Linked DNA regions of Homo sapiens: regions 1, 2, 4 and 5 are each linked to region 3. Evidence: chromatin contacts called from ENCODE Hi-C or POLR2A ChIA-PET data. All regions are on one chromosome and are shown on one strand. Each heading gives the region's core, a stretch centred on a gene start or an enhancer-like site at or near the end of the contact. The rest is flanking DNA. Distances are from core to core; before and after follow the strand shown. Region 1 holds the start of GRN (granulin precursor). Region 2 holds the start of GPATCH8 (G-patch domain containing 8). Region 3 holds the start of DCAKD (dephospho-CoA kinase domain containing). Region 4 holds the start of HROB (homologous recombination factor with OB-fold). Region 5 holds the start of UBTF (upstream binding transcription factor).

Region 1 (2,811 bases), core at 278-2,777, 710 kb after region 3:
GTCATTTCCATTGTATTAGGTATAAGTAATCTAGAAATGATTTAAAGTATGTATAGGTTATATGCAAATATTACACCATTTTATCTCAGGGGCTTGAGCACCCACAGATTTTGGGGTCCTGGAACCAGTTCCGTGAAGATACCAAGGGACACCTATAACACGTCACACATCAGGTCATGGTGACGTCAGGCTTTGATGGCCCCAGAGCGTATTGGACCTGGGTTCATATCACTAGTGGCACGATGGGCAGTGCCTGGGAATGGTGCAACAGGTACAACAGAAACAGGGTACAGGGACTGCCTGAAAATCGCACTTGGGTCCTAATCCTAGAATTGCCAACTGTGAGGGCCTGAGAAGTTGCTCTCTGTCTGTGCCTCAGTTACCCCACGAGTCTAGGTGTGGATACCACTGCGGGGGGAGGGGCAGGAAATCTCACCCACCCAGTCACTCACATCCTCTCTGCTCCACCTGGCTTTCCTCAAGTGCCCCTCCCCTAACTCAGCATCCCCAAGAGGCCACCTCCTGGACAGATAAGGATGAAGTTCACTGGTCCTGGACAGTGGACCCTCTCCTCAGCCCCACAGCTCCCAGGCAAAGCACCTGCAGCTGGCACCGCCTGCTTCCTGGGTGTTCTCAGCAGGCTGTCCGCTGCCATGGCTTGCTGGGAAGGGGAGTCTGTCTGCACAGGAGTGTTCGGCTCCCTGGTGAATTACCTGTGCATGTGGCCCCTCCTGTTTACCCTAAATTGAGGGAGTATAGTGTATGCTTCTACTGAATACAAGCACTCGCATACAGAAACAGGGATGAGGAGGCGAGTCGCAGTCTCTCATGCCACCCTACACCGCCAAAACAGCCAGAGGGGACAGCAGCCTCTTCAAGACCCTAGCTCCGTTATCTTCCACTAGGTGGCACCCCCCAACTCCGAGTGCCAAGGGGAGAGGAAATTCCCAAAAGGGGAGCCAACCTAGCTGCAAATGAGCAGGAAAAAGTGGCTGGGAGAGGCGGAAGCTAGCTCGTCCCACCCGCAACAAGAGGAAGTAAGGAGGAGCCAGACCAGGTTCAGTCACCACTCCCAAGTCCCTACTACCTTCGAGAAGCCAAGGTCTCAGGTCTCGTTCCCAGGCCCTCGGAGCTCCCAGCCCAGGGTCGCGCGCCCCTCCGGCTCCAGGCCGCCGCGGGAACCACCCACCACCACCAGGAGAGGGGAAGAAGCCAGCACCTACCGACAGGGGTGGAGCTGGGTCAAGAATGGTGTGGTCCCTGCTTTGGGGGAATGCTGGGGAGGTAGAAAGCCCCTTCTAACGGGGCGTCACTGCAATTACTGCTTCCTCTTTCCCATAAAACTCCCCCTAGTGTATCAGAACCCCCAAGGAGTTTCAGTAAGCGGTTCTTCTGTTGTCTCCGGCTGAGACTCCAGGGGAACCTCAAGCTCACATGGCCCTGGCGGGCCCCTGGGCAGGAGCAGGCGAGAGGTCTGCGCGGCCGCTCTCCTACCTGCGTCCGACTCCGCGGTCCTTGGGCAGCAGCAACCGGGTAGCGCTCAGACTACAGACCCCAGCGCGATGACCCGCCTACCTCAGTTTCCATTGGCCAGGGATCAGGGCTACCCGCTCCCATTGGCTACTTATCAATATAGAGGTGGGGCCAGCCTGGAATGCTGTGTTTCTTTTCTACTCAAATCACTCTCCTCCCTGCTTCCTCTCGCCCCACACCCCATTTCTAGGGATCATGTGATTGGAGAATCATGTGACGTCGGGACAGCCTCAGCAGGGCAGCTGGTGCTCGTCGCCTTCCTTAACCCATCCTGCAGGCGCCTGGGGGAGTTTGCTAGAGATGATAGCGCGTGTCTGGGGCATTGACAGTGCGAGGGAGTGTTATGAATTGGGAATATTTGTGCTCGCCTTTCTATCCTTTTGTTTGTTTGTTCTGAGACGGAGTCTCACTCTGTCGCCAGGCTGGAGTGCAGTGGCACGATCTCGGCTCACTGCAACCTCTGCCTCCCGGGTTCAAGCGATTCTCCTGCCTCAGCCTCCCGAGTAGCTGGGACTACAGGCGCGCACCACCACGCCCAGCTAATTTTTGTATTTTTAGTAGAGACGGGGTTTCACCATGTTGGCCAGGATGGTCTCGATTTCTTGACCTCGTGATCCGCCCACCTCGGCCTCCCAAAGTGCTAAGATTACAGGCATGAGCCACCGCGCCCGGACTTGTGTGTTTGTTTTAGAGACAGGGTCTCGCTCAGTCGCCCAAGCTGATCATAGCTCACTGCGGCCTGCAACTCCTGCTCCCAAAGCGATTCTCCTACCGCAGCCCCCCAAGGCGCTGGGATTACAAATGTGAGCTACTGAGCTGGCTCGCTCCTATCCTATCCTGCCCTGTCTTGTCCTGTCCTGTCCTGCCCTATTCTGCCCTATTCTCCAAACTCGGTTGACATGCTAGGCAGGCCCCAGAGTGAGTTGAAGGATGGTTTCCAGGACAAAGATAAACAGCCCCAAAGCCCTTTCCTCAAGGTGCTCAGCAGGACAGGGAGCAGGGATTGGTGGGAGACAGTCTCAGGCTGAATCTAATTTAAGATACAAGGTTGTGCGCCAGTTGCCAGGTGTAGGGAGAGGAAGTAGATTGTCTCCAGGTGGGGAAGAAGAGATTTCATTCCACCTTAGGAGCATCTCCTTGAGCTGAGTCTGGGAAGATTTTAACTGGCAGGTGGAGGAGGAGGTGTTGGGAAGAGCCCTGGGAAACCAGATGGGAAGGGCAGGCTTGGCAGGGATTGAATGCCATGTTCAATGCCAGTGGGCTTCAGGAGCTGCTGGG
Region 2 (2,700 bases), core at 2-2,501, 550 kb after region 3:
CTGAGGCAGGAGAATCTCTTGAACCTGGGAGGCGGAGGTTGCAGTGAGCCGAGATTGCGCCACTGTACTCCGGCGACAGTGCGAGACTCCGTCTCAAAAAAAAAAAAAAAAAAAGAATACAATGTTTGAATTCTGTGTGCCCTGCCTCCCCTTAGATGGAAGCGTAGGCTGAAGCATGGGTGGGGCAAAGGGTAACAGCTAGAAAATACACACCCTTCCTCAAAAAATTACATTCCATTTGACTCTTTCAGGGCAGGGTAAGACCCATTTTTCCATTGTGTGATTTCTGTCAACTACTCTTTTCAAAAGGAGAGAAGTCCTGCCACCCTTCTATGTGTTTTATGTATTTTGGCTAAGAGTCCTGGAGCACTGGGTGAGGTCCTCAGAAGGGATGGAAAAATCCGATTCTTGACTCTCATAGTCAGCGCTAGGCAGGAGCATCAGAGATTACTGAATCCAATTTCCCTATTGTATAAAAAGGAAACTGAAGCCCAGAGAGCTTTAGTCGATCTGGATCAACTTCGGTCCCTTGTGAAATACTTCTCTCAAAGGATGGCTCGAAGTCAAGCTCCTTGCAGTCTTTGGGCCTTTGGGTCTAACGTTCCCTATGCCCCAATGCTGTAGGCTCCTCGCTGTGCCTCGGTCAAAGGTCCTTTCAGAGACTGTCCCTCTCAGCACTGTGGCCAGTTTTACTTTTTTGTGGCACTTGTTGATATTTAAAAATATTTATTTTACGAGTTATGTGAGTTCTTCCACTGGAATGAAATCCCCATAAGAGGAGATCATTCCTGTCTCGTTCACCGTTGAATCCTCAGGGTGAGCTGAGATTCGAAGCTAAGCAGTCTGGCTCTAAGGTCGCGCTTTCGGCCCAACATTATGCTGCTATTTAGTGAAGACGATGGACTTCTGCGCACACGGGGAAGCAACAGTGAGAAAAGACACCCGGAAGTGAGCAACAGCAAAACATCCAGATTTGTCCGCACGGTGCCCCCTCTGACCTTTCCCTCCGGAAGCTCTCGCGGCTCTCGGGCGGGAGTGCGCACGCGCGGCCACCGGGGTCGCTCCGGGTCGCGCGCGGAGCAGGGGCTAGAGGGAAGGGTCAGCCTCCAGGGCTGGCAGGCGCCTGCGCCGCGGGGCTCCCGTCAGGACGCGCATTCTCGCTCCCTCCCTCGGCTGCGCGCGCCCGGTGGGCGTGGGAGGAGGCGGGGAACCGGGGAGGGGTGGGTGTCGCAGGAGGGAAGGAGCGAACCGGAGAGCGTCGTCCTGAGAGGAGTGAAGGCGGCAAAATGGCGGACCGCTTCTCCCGCTTCAACGAAGACCGAGACTTTCAGGTAAACACGGGCGTCGCCGAGGATGCGGGGAAGGCGCTGGTCTAGCCCAGAACCTCCTTCATCTCCGGCTCCCAGCCCTCTTTCCTTCCAGTTTTGCTCCGACTTGCGAACCAGCTCGCTCTTCTCCCGTCTCTGCTTTCTCAAGAGGCCTCCCGGCTTGAGGGAGGCCGCATCTCCTCGCACCCGCATTCTCTTACCCCTGAAACTCAGGCCGCGGGGCTTGCGGCTTCCGCCTGTTTGGCATCGGATTTCGGAACCGGGCCTGAGCGCCGTGTGAGGGGCTGTGCCCTCCAGGTCTGCCCGATCTGTGCCGGCGAAGGGCTGGCTCCCAGGGGACAAGAGGGGTGGTTGGGTTGGGCTGAGAGGGCTTGGGGGAGAGTATTGCTGAGGCCAAGGCTTCCGAACCCCGGGATTTTGCTCTCACGGATCCTTTTGGGGTCCTTCTCTTTTCTTTCTTCACTGTGATAAATCAATTCCTTTCATTGTCTGCTTTTCCTCTTCCTTACCTGGGAAAAGGTTGCCTTCGCTATCAGACGCCTTATTGGTTAGTCATACATTGAGATTTCGCGGGGCATAAGTGTTGCTGTTATTAGGCTGTTAATTGGGCTTGGAAAGCAGTAAGTTACTGGACTATGATCCGATGTGAGCCTAACCTCAAATCCTATCTCGAAAGATTTGTGAGAAGCGTGATGATAATAGGCCGTCCACGCATGGGGTCACTAGTGCCAAAAGCTTGATTTTTCTTTCTTCAATTGCAAATGTTAGTATGGAAAAATGCCCTTACGATGGCAAGCTCTATTGAGTAAAAAATAAAGGCCAAATTAGAATAACTTGTTTTTTCGCTGTTGAAAATACCTTTCTGTTGAAATTGTTACCGCGGAAATCTCGAAGACTAAAAGGGATTTAGTAGAGATTGGCTATTTCTAGGTAAAATACATCCGTAGAGTCTCAAAAAAAAAAAAAAAACACTGCATTACTACCGCATATCCTGGCAACTGCAATTTGGGTCGGGATGAATCTCAGAACTCAAGTTTTTATCCCGCTGCAGATCCTACTCAAAGCAGTACGAAAGCACTCTAGATGTGTTTCAGAAGGCAGTTTAAAGAGTTTGAATTCCCTGAGATGATAGGATTGGTAAATAAATAGGTAAAGCAGTTTAACAATTTTAACTCAGCACTGTTAACAGTCTAGTACATAGAACGCTTATGAGAAGTTTTGCAGCAGTAAGGGATCTGGGGGCTGTTAAAAAGCCTTGTGATCATGCGCCTGCTGTATAGCTGCAGCACAATACAGGAGAGTCTCAGGATGTTCTAAGGATATAATGCAGATTCACCAAAGTTTGAAGCAGTTCATGTTAGCCTTTTGATCC
Region 3 (2,700 bases), core at 37-2,536:
TGCTGGGATTACAGGCGTGAGCCACAGCGCCCGGCCTAGATGCTTTATTTTTTTTGAGGCAAGGTCTCGTTTTGTTGCCCAGGCTGGAGTGCAGTGGTACCATCATGGCTCTCTGCAGCCTTGACCTCCTGGGCTCAAGCCATCCTCCTGCCTCAGCCTCCCGAGTAAATGAGACCACACTGTCACCATGCCTGGCTAGTTTGTTTTTTGTTTTTTTTTTTTGTAGAGATCGGGGGTTAGTCTCACTCTTGTTTAGGCTGGTCTCGAACTCCTGGGCTCAAGTGATCCTCCCAAAGTGCTGAGATTACAGGTGTGAGCCACCGTGCCCGGCTTTTATGTATTCTTTCAACAACGCTGCACGGCTGCGATTATCCCCACTTTGAGAGGAGACAGGATGAGAGGCTGAGTGGCTTGCTAGGCTTGTATGGACAGGATGCGGGCTCTGCAATCACATGACTTTGTATGAGAGGGCAAATGGATTAACCGCTAAACATAGTTTCCTGTTGTGTAAAATGGGGATGATGATAGTATCCACCCTGCGGACTGTGCGGGCTGAGATAATCCCACAAAGTGCTCTTAGGACCTGGCAGGTGGAAAGTGCTCATGATCACCTCTGCCAAGGCTGCACAAGTAGCGAGTGGCCGAGCTTTATATCCGAAGTTAGGACCCTGCAGTTTTGCCCCTCTCCTCTCTCTCCCTCTCCTTCCCGGCTCCGGGGAAAGGAAAATTTATGGCTCCGGGTCGGGGGTTGCGGGGGACCTCTGTGCCGTGCTCCGGGGCCGAGCTCTCCCCGCCGGCCTCTCCCGCGTCCGTCCGGCCGCCCTCCCGCCCAACCTCTCCCGCCCAACCTCTCCCGCGTCCGCCCGCCCGCCCAACCTCTCCCGCGTCCGCCCGCCCGCCCAACCTCTCCCGCGTCCGCCCGCCCGCCCAACCTCTCCCGCGTCCGCCCGCCCGCCCAACCTCTCCCGCGTCCGCCCGCCCGCCCAACCTCTCCCGCGTCCGCCCGCCCGCCCAACCTCTCCCGCGTCCGCCCGCCCGCCCAACCTCTCCCGGCCCCGCCCGCCCGCCCGCCCAACCTCTCCCGGCCCCGCCCGCCCGCCCGCCCAACCTCTCCCGGCCCCGCCCGCCCGCCCGCCCAACCTCTCCCGGCCCCGCCCGCCCGCCCGCCCAACCTCTCCCGGCCCCGCCCGCCCACCCAACCTCTCCCGGCCCCGCCCGTCCAACCTCTCCCGGCCCCGCCTGCTGGCCGGACGTCCGGTCTGCAGGCGCGCGCTCCCGAGGTCCCGCCTCGCCCGCTGAGCCGGCCTGTAAGCGCTGCGGAGATTGGGCTAGAGGCGGAGGCCTGGGCCACGGCGGAGGCGCTGGGTACGTAGCGCGCCACGCGGGCCGGTGAGAGCCAGCCGGGCGCCGGGGAGGGGGCGGGCCCTGGCCGCGGCTGCTACGCGGGGCTGCCACCGCCCCGGGCGACCCAATTTCGCGGCCTAGTGGGGCGTACGGGCCTCTTTTGAAAGCCTGAGTTACGATGTATTGAGCGCGTCGTATGCGGCCAGCACTAAGGCAAGTGCTTTTATATCCACGGCCCATTGTCTTGACAGCAACCCTACCAAGCAACGTGTTATTTCCTCTGTTTTACGGCTGAGGACGCGCAGGAAGGTTTACAGCTAGAAAGGGCTGGAGATTGTGGATTCAAACTCAGGATCAGACCAAAGCCACTGCCCTTTAGAACTTTGCGGGCCGATTGATTCTTGAATCTAGCTTCTGCCACTTCAGTTGTGTGACCTTGGGGTATCTTTCCGATCCCAAGTTTGCTCATCTGAAAAATGGGAATAAAGCTACAGTATCTGTCCCATAGGGTGGGTATAAAGTGCTTTACTGTTGAGCTGAGTGATCATCTCCGATTTTCAGACCCCTCTCCTCCGCTTCCCTCTCCCCTGGGAGGCCAGTTAAGGTTTTAGTGAAGGCCCCCGGGACTGGGGCGGCGTGGATCTCACGCCCACCAACTAGTGAGGGAGGCCATCCGGCCACCCGTCTCTTCCTTCCCCAGCTCCGCAAAGGAGGCGTTGGCATTTCAGGTGTTTGCTTACAGAGTTTTCAAAGATTTTTCACTCTCCCTTAGTTGTGGGAAAATGATTCAACCTACCCAAGTGAACTTTGACATTAAGTCTCAATTCTAACGGTGAGGAAATGGAAGCCTTTGAATATGTTTTATGTCTTAAACGTGTTTGTTTTTGCAGGAGGGAGAGTGCTCATTTTACCTGAATAAATCAAGATTGAGTTGGTGTGGCACAGTGCTGGCATAGGCCTGGGGAAAGGGGTGAAATGCTAGAGATCTGGTAGATGGATAGAAAGTGGACAGACGGGTTCGGGTGGTTTTTGTCTCAGCAGGGCCCTAAATTCCCACCAAATCCTCCTCTGTCTGTCTTCACCAAGGTCTGAATCTGTCCCCTTGGTAAATAACGTTTAAATGGTCTCCGAGCCCCTCTTGGTGCCTGTACCTTAAGGAGAGAAGAAGAGGGCTGATAGCTGAAGGCAGGCAAGCCACGAACTTAGCTTTGTTTTGAAAATTACCCTCTGGGCCGGGCACGGTGGCTCACGCCTGTAATCCCAGCGCTTTGGTAGGTTGAGGAGGGTGGATCACCCGAGGTTAGGAGTTCGAGACCAGCCTGGTCAACATGGTGAAACCCCCGTGTCAACTAAAAA
Region 4 (2,745 bases), core at 82-2,581, 910 kb after region 3:
TGGGATTATAGGTGTCAGCCACAGGCTGGGCATGGTGGCTCACTCCTGTAATCCCAGCACTTTGTGACGCCAAGGCGGGTGGACCACCTGAGGCCAGGAGTTCAAGAACAGCCTGGCCAACAAAGTGAAACCTCGTCTCTACTAAAAATAGAAATAAGTTAGCTGGGGTGGTGGTGCCCGCCTGTAATCCCAGCTTGTTGGGAGTCTAAGGCAGGAGAATTGCTTGAACCTGGGAAGTGGAGGTTGCAGTGAGCGGAGATCGCACCACTGCACTTCAGCCTGGGCCACAGAGTGAGACTCTGTCTCAAAAAAACAAACAAACAAAAACAGGTGTCAGCCACGGCCCCTGGCTTGGGCCTAAGGATTTTGCAATATCCCAAAGGTTTCGCCTGACCAATCTTATGTCAAACATAAGAGAAACTACCATAAATCCAAACATGTCTGCACAGTGGCATTGTTTCTGCAAATGAAGCCAGTAGTTTCCCTACCTAATCCAAGGCCCAAAAACTAGGGTCCCAGGAGAGTAGGATGCCCCAGTCCACGGTTCCTTCTTTCTAGCCAGCAGGGCTGCTGTAGCCAGTTCCTGATGAGTGTCAAACCCAGATCAGAGGTGGTGCCTAACCCCAGATGCCAGAGCCGCAGGAGCTACAGCTGGCGATACAGTTCCCAAGACTCTAAGGGTCAGAGTGAAAGGGGTGGGCGGGAGACGACGGTTGCAGTGAGCAGAGATCACGCCACTGCACTCCAGCCTGGGCGACAGAACGAGACTTCGTCCAAAAAAAAAAAAAAAAAAAGTAGAAAGTGTGGGGCGGGGAGGGGAAAGGGATGGACCCAAGCGGTAGTGACGTCTGAGCGCACTGGAAAGGGGGGTTTCCCAGGAGGGTAGGAAGGCAACAGGAGGGAAACTGAGGCCCGGGGGAGGAGAATGCTTTCTCAGGGTCTCCGGCGCGTCCATGACAAGCCCTGACGACAGCCCAGGTCTCCCGACTCCGCCGAACCCCCACCCAGACCCCGGTCCTGCAACTTGCGCGGGCGAGGGGCTGGAACCCCATGAGCAGTTCCGGAGGCCAGGGGGCCCTGCGGCCCGCCAGCCCCCAAGCTGGGCGCGGCATTACCATAGCGACGGCGGGTGGGCCTCGGCGGGGAGGTTGGCCCGGCACCCCGAGTCCGGGGAGTCGCCGGGGCCTTGGACACGACCCAGGTGGAAGTCTCGGACTCCGAGGGACAGTGCTTCCGGGCTGGGGTCAGAGGGATGAGTCTCTGCGATATAGGGAAAGTCGCCAGGAGACTGGCGGCAGGCGCCTTAGGCCGCATTCGAAGACGCCGCCACTGGGGCGTCTCCGCCTTCTTAAAGGGGCAGGCATATTTCTTTCCCGCCGACACAAAGGGCCTTCTCACTGTAGTCTTCCGCTCTGGTCTTAAAGGGGAAACGGATGGGCTCTCGGTCGCCCCCAAGCGGCTCCTCTTCCCAGTCGGCTGGTTCAGCACTGGTTCAGGTGAGATCAAGCATCTTGGCCCCACGATGCCTAATCCTGCCCCCGCCCCTTTCTTTTCCGTTCTTTTTTTTTTTTCTTTTTTAAACCGAATCTCGCTCTGTCGCCCAGGCTGGAGTGCAGTGGCGCGATCTCGGCTCACTGCAACCTCCGCCTCCCGGGTTCAAGCGATTCTCCTGCCTCAGCCTTCGAAGTAGCTGGGATTACAGGCGTAAGCCATGGCGCCCGGCCTCCCTGCTTGACTTAATACTGCTTCAGAGCAAGACTGTGGCTTTTCACCTTTGTGAACCAGCATGTGGCACATTGAAGACACTCAGAAAATGAGTTTGTTTTTGTTTTGAGACTTACTTTACTCCCTTACCCAGCCCGGAGTGCAGCGGCACAGTCATGGCTCACTGCATCCTCCACCTCTTGGGCCCAAGCAGTCCTCCCACCTCAGCCTCCTGAGTAGCTGGGATCACAGGCACACACCACCAAACCCAGTTAACTTTTTTTTTTTTTGACACGGAGTCTCACATTGTTGCCCAGGCTGGAGTGCAGTGGCACGATCTTGGCTCACTGCAACCTCTGCCTCTCAGGTTCAAGCGATTCTCCTGCTTCAGCCTACCAAGTAGCTGGGATTACAAGTGCCCGCCACCACGCCCGGCTAATTTTTTTTTTTTTTTTTTTTTTTTGAGACAGTCTCGCTCTGCAGGACAGGCTGCAGTGCAGTGGCATGATCTCGGCTCACTGCAACCTCTTCCTCCTAGGCTCAAGCAATTCTCCTGCCTCAGCCTCCCGAGTAGCTGGGATAACAGGCATGTGCCATCATGCCTGGCTAATTTTTGTATTTTTAGTAGAGACAGGGTTTCACCATGTTGGCCAGGCTGGTCTCGAACTCCTGACCTCAGGTAATCTGCCCGCCTCTGCCTCCCAAAGTGCTGGGATTACAGACGTGAGCCACTGCGCCCAGCCACGCCCAGCTAATTTTTTGTATTTTTAGTAGAGACAGGGTTTCACCATGTTGGCCAGGATGGTCTCGAACTCCTGACCTCAGGTAATCTGCCCGCCTCTGCCTCCCAAAGTGCTGGGATTACAGACGTGAACCACTGCGCCCAGCCACGCCCAGCTAACTTTTTGTATTTTTAGTAGAGACAGGGTTTCACTATGTTGCCCAGGCTGGTCTTGAACACCTGACCTCGTGATCCACCCGCATTGGCCTCCCGAAGTGCTGGGATTATAAACGTGAGCCACTGTGCCTGGCCTAAGCCCA
Region 5 (2,711 bases), core at 57-2,556, 830 kb after region 3:
TCTGACGGGCAAGCGCTCGGAGCGGCGCTGCGCTGCGCCGAGGCGGGCGGGCGGGCGGGCGGAGCGGGGCGGGCGGAGCGCGGCGCGTGGGGCTCGCCATTAGCCGTCGCTCCGCTTCGCCATCTCGGGCTTTGTCTGGCGACTCGCTGCCCCGGCGTCGGCTGCAGCGGAGCTGCGGCTCGACTGTTCGGCCCGCCGTGCTCCCAGGTGCCCCCGGCCTGCGCTCCCATCCACACGCTCGGTAAGTGAGCCCGGGAGCCGCGGATTTCGGGGGAGAGGGGTTGCTACGAGTGGCGGCGGCGCCGATCTTCATGCGCCCGGGCAGGCCTGGAGAACCATGCCGGGCTGGATTGAACCGGCTCCCACAGCGGCCCCTCCGCCGGAGCCCGTCGTTCCCTTGCCGTTTCCGGGGTGTAAAGAGCAACGGGGATTTTTTTTTTTTAATGCAGAGGTTTTAGTTTTCGGGTTTTTTTTTAAGTTTCGTATGTGCCGTTCGGCAAGGAGAGGACCGCGAGGTAGGCACCGAAGCTGGACGCCGCGATCGGCGTGCGTGCGCCCCAAACCAGCGGCCACGCTCCGGGGGATGAGGGTGGGCGCGGACCGCTCGCTCCGGGAGGCGGGAGAGAGCTGGCCTGGAAGCCCTAGTCTGAGCTGGGAGAACTTGGGGGAGAGCTCCGGAGCAGGGCTGTGGGCGCCCCCCGAGCCTCCCCGGACGCCGGGGGCACCTCCGGGCACCCTCTCCGCGGCCGCACCTCGGCCCTCCCTCGCCGGCGAAGCCTGCTAGTTCCCCCGCGGGTCTGGCGAGGTCGCTCTCGGCGCCCGCCCGCCCGCCTAGGCTCCGAGCCCCGCCGCCATCCGGGCGGCTGCGTGTCTCCCTGCCCCGGCCCCCCCCCCCTTCCCCGGCGGCGGCAGCAGCAGCAGCAGCAGCCGCCGCCGCCGCCAGCACCACCACCACCACCCCCCTCCCCTCCTTCCTTCCCTCCGCCTCGGCCGCCCGGGTCCCCCCAGCTCCCGCCCCTCCTCCCAGCTGCCCCCCGCGGAGCCCGCCCGGGCAGGCTGTGGGAGGGAGCGGAGCCGGCGAGGCGGGCGGGCTGGCGCTCGCTCCCCGGGGGTCGGTGTGCGCTCTACGGGGAAGGACGCGCTCGCTGCCCCGCTTCTCCCGCCCCCCCTCCCGCTCCTCCTCCTCCCTTCTCCCTCCTCCTCCCCGCTCCGGCGGCTGAGGCTGCGGCGGCGGCGGGGGGTGTGCGAGCTGAGGCCGGGGCCGGCGGCGGGCGGGCTGCCTGCAGGCGGAGGGCGCTGTGCTTTGTGCTTTTCGCCGCGAGGAGCAGCAGGCAGCAGCCACAGCCGCCGCCGCCGCCGCCGCCGCCACAGCAGCAGCAGCCGCCGCCCCAGCGCCGCCGCCTCGCCCGGAGGAGGAGCCGCTGCCGCCGCGGGAGGGAGCTGCGGCTGTGCCCGGCCGAGCGGGGGAGGGCGCCGCCACTCAGAGCCAGGGAGGGAGCCGCTGGAGCGGGAAGCCCGGAGGCCGCGCTGCGCCGGGTAACCGAGGCGGCTGAGGACGCGCGCTGGGGTCGGGGCCGGACGGCGGGAGCGAACCGCGGGGTGCGGTGGGCGCCCAGCGGGGACCCGAAGCGACCACCGAGCAGGCGACCGGGCGCGAGCAGACCAGGGCACTTGGGAGGACGCCGAGAGCCGGGGGAGGGGAAGGCAGGAAGCGAGGCCTGAGCCGAGCCCCGGCCGCTGGCGGAGGAGCCCGCGCTTCTCGGAGCCGGCAGGCGCAGTTCTCCCCGGCCGCCGGAGGGGGCGGCGGGGCCGGTGAGCGCTGCGCCCCCGCCTCCCGGCCGCCGTCCTCCCGCCCTCTCCTTGGCTCGGCTCCCCGGAGGCCGGGGCGGGGGCGCCGGCGGGGCTGGGCCGCAGGCTCGGGGGAGGAGGCGGCGGTTCCCGCCGCGGTCGCGCCTCTGTGCCGGGCTCCTCCGTGCGCGTCGGGGTGGCTGGGCGGTGGCGGCGCCTCTGGCCGGGGTGGGTGGCTCGGGGGCGGGGGGCAGGCTAGGCCGCTTCTCTCCGGCTGCTTGCCCGCCTGTGCGGGCGGGGACGGCGAAGGGAGCCCGGGAGGGGGGAGCGGCGGGAATCCGGATCCGGTCCCCGGGGGCGGTGCGGCCGCTCCGCTCCGGGGCTGGCGGCGGCTGCGCTGCGTCCGGGTCCCCGCCGGGTTGCGGAGGCGGGGGGAACCGGCCGGGGGGAGGCGGGAGGAGGAGACTGGGGCGCGTGCCCGCTTCCGTGGCCGCGCGCGCCCTTTACCCGCCCTTCCTCTTCCCCCGCCCTCCAGCCTGGGGCCTCCCCGGGGCGGGCGCTCCGAGGAGGAGGAGATTTTTTCTTTTTTTTTTTTTTTGGCTGGGGTTGGGAAGCGGGGCGGAGGGCGGGCGCTCGCTGCACGCGGGAGCTAGGAGCAGGCCCTCGCGTGGCCAGGGGAGGGCGCGCGCCGCGGAGCCGGGCTGCAGGGGCTGGGGGAGGGGGTCACGAGGAAGAGGAGGGGCGCACTCCCATTCCCATAGACCCCTTAAGTCTAATAAGGTCATGGCTGAGTCTCTCAGAGTGTGGACCTGCCCCCTTCTACTCTGGGCGGTTAGAAAGTCGTTAGTCGTTCACCTCTCAGCCTTCCTGAGTGGGAACTGGTATGTCTTCCAAAGGGTGAGGTGGCTTTGACCCCGGGTTGC

Evidence for each region. Hi-C counts contacts between places; a loop is a spot of excess contacts on that map. ChIA-PET counts read pairs that join two places held with the same protein, here RNA polymerase II (POLR2A). Pooled maps may share reads with other maps.
Region 1: a loop to region 3 is called in a pooled map, with 5 times the contacts of the local background. The contact joins the promoter of GRN here to the promoter of DCAKD in region 3. A Hi-C loop is called at or near these places in 7 of 37 single-sample maps with no recorded cell type and 7 of 50 pooled maps. POLR2A ChIA-PET finds 5 or more read pairs at or near these places in 2 of 52 experiments (H1 and activated B cell).
Region 2: a loop to region 3 is called in a pooled map, with 8 times the contacts of the local background. The contact joins the promoter of GPATCH8 here to the promoter of DCAKD in region 3. A Hi-C loop is called at or near these places in 1 of 168 maps with a recorded cell type or tissue (CD8-positive, alpha-beta T cell), 3 of 37 single-sample maps with no recorded cell type and 13 of 50 pooled maps. POLR2A ChIA-PET finds 5 or more read pairs at or near these places in 2 of 52 experiments (IMR-90 and activated T-cell).
Region 4: a pooled map shows a loop between it and region 3 (18-fold over the local background). The contact joins the promoter of HROB here to the promoter of DCAKD in region 3. A Hi-C loop is called at or near these places in 7 of 50 pooled maps. POLR2A ChIA-PET finds 5 or more read pairs at or near these places in 2 of 52 experiments (GM10248 and activated naive CD8-positive, alpha-beta T cell).
Region 5: a pooled map shows a loop between it and region 3 (5-fold over the local background). The contact joins the promoter of UBTF here to the promoter of DCAKD in region 3. A Hi-C loop is called at or near these places in 2 of 37 single-sample maps with no recorded cell type and 10 of 50 pooled maps. POLR2A ChIA-PET finds 5 or more read pairs at or near these places in 1 of 52 experiments (IMR-90).

Annotation. Positions count from the first base shown.
Region 1 is chr17:44,344,018-44,346,828 of GRCh38, reverse strand. GRN (granulin precursor) reads right to left here and starts at 1,527. Exons shown (of 13, transcript NM_002087.4): 1 at 1,495-1,527. RefSeq lists enhancers at 1,255-1,404, 2,556-2,811.
Region 2 is chr17:44,501,957-44,504,656 of GRCh38, reverse strand. It overlaps GPATCH8 (G-patch domain containing 8), which reads left to right and starts at 1,251. Exons shown (of 8, transcript NM_001002909.4): 1 at 1,251-1,331. The coding sequence starts at 1,287. RefSeq lists a silencer at 968-1,317 and an enhancer at 1,418-1,517.
Region 3 is chr17:45,050,218-45,052,917 of GRCh38, reverse strand. It overlaps DCAKD (dephospho-CoA kinase domain containing), which reads left to right and starts at 1,286. Exons shown (of 5, transcript NM_001288655.2): 1 at 1,286-1,557. RefSeq lists a silencer at 1,146-1,645.
Region 4 is chr17:44,140,516-44,143,260 of GRCh38, reverse strand. HROB (homologous recombination factor with OB-fold) reads right to left here and starts at 1,331. Exons shown (of 10, transcript NM_001171251.3): 1 at 1,116-1,331. The coding sequence starts at 1,118. RefSeq lists silencers at 506-800, 1,047-1,106 and an enhancer at 1,407-1,576.
Region 5 is chr17:44,218,270-44,220,980 of GRCh38, reverse strand. UBTF (upstream binding transcription factor) reads left to right here and starts at 1,306. Exons shown (of 21, transcript NM_014233.4): 1 at 1,306-1,536; 2 at 2,685-2,711. All of the region lies in intron 1 of ATXN7L3-AS1 (ATXN7L3 antisense RNA 1), which reads right to left. RefSeq lists silencers at 1-89, 600-1,289, 1,416-1,580, 1,340-2,359, 2,410-2,579.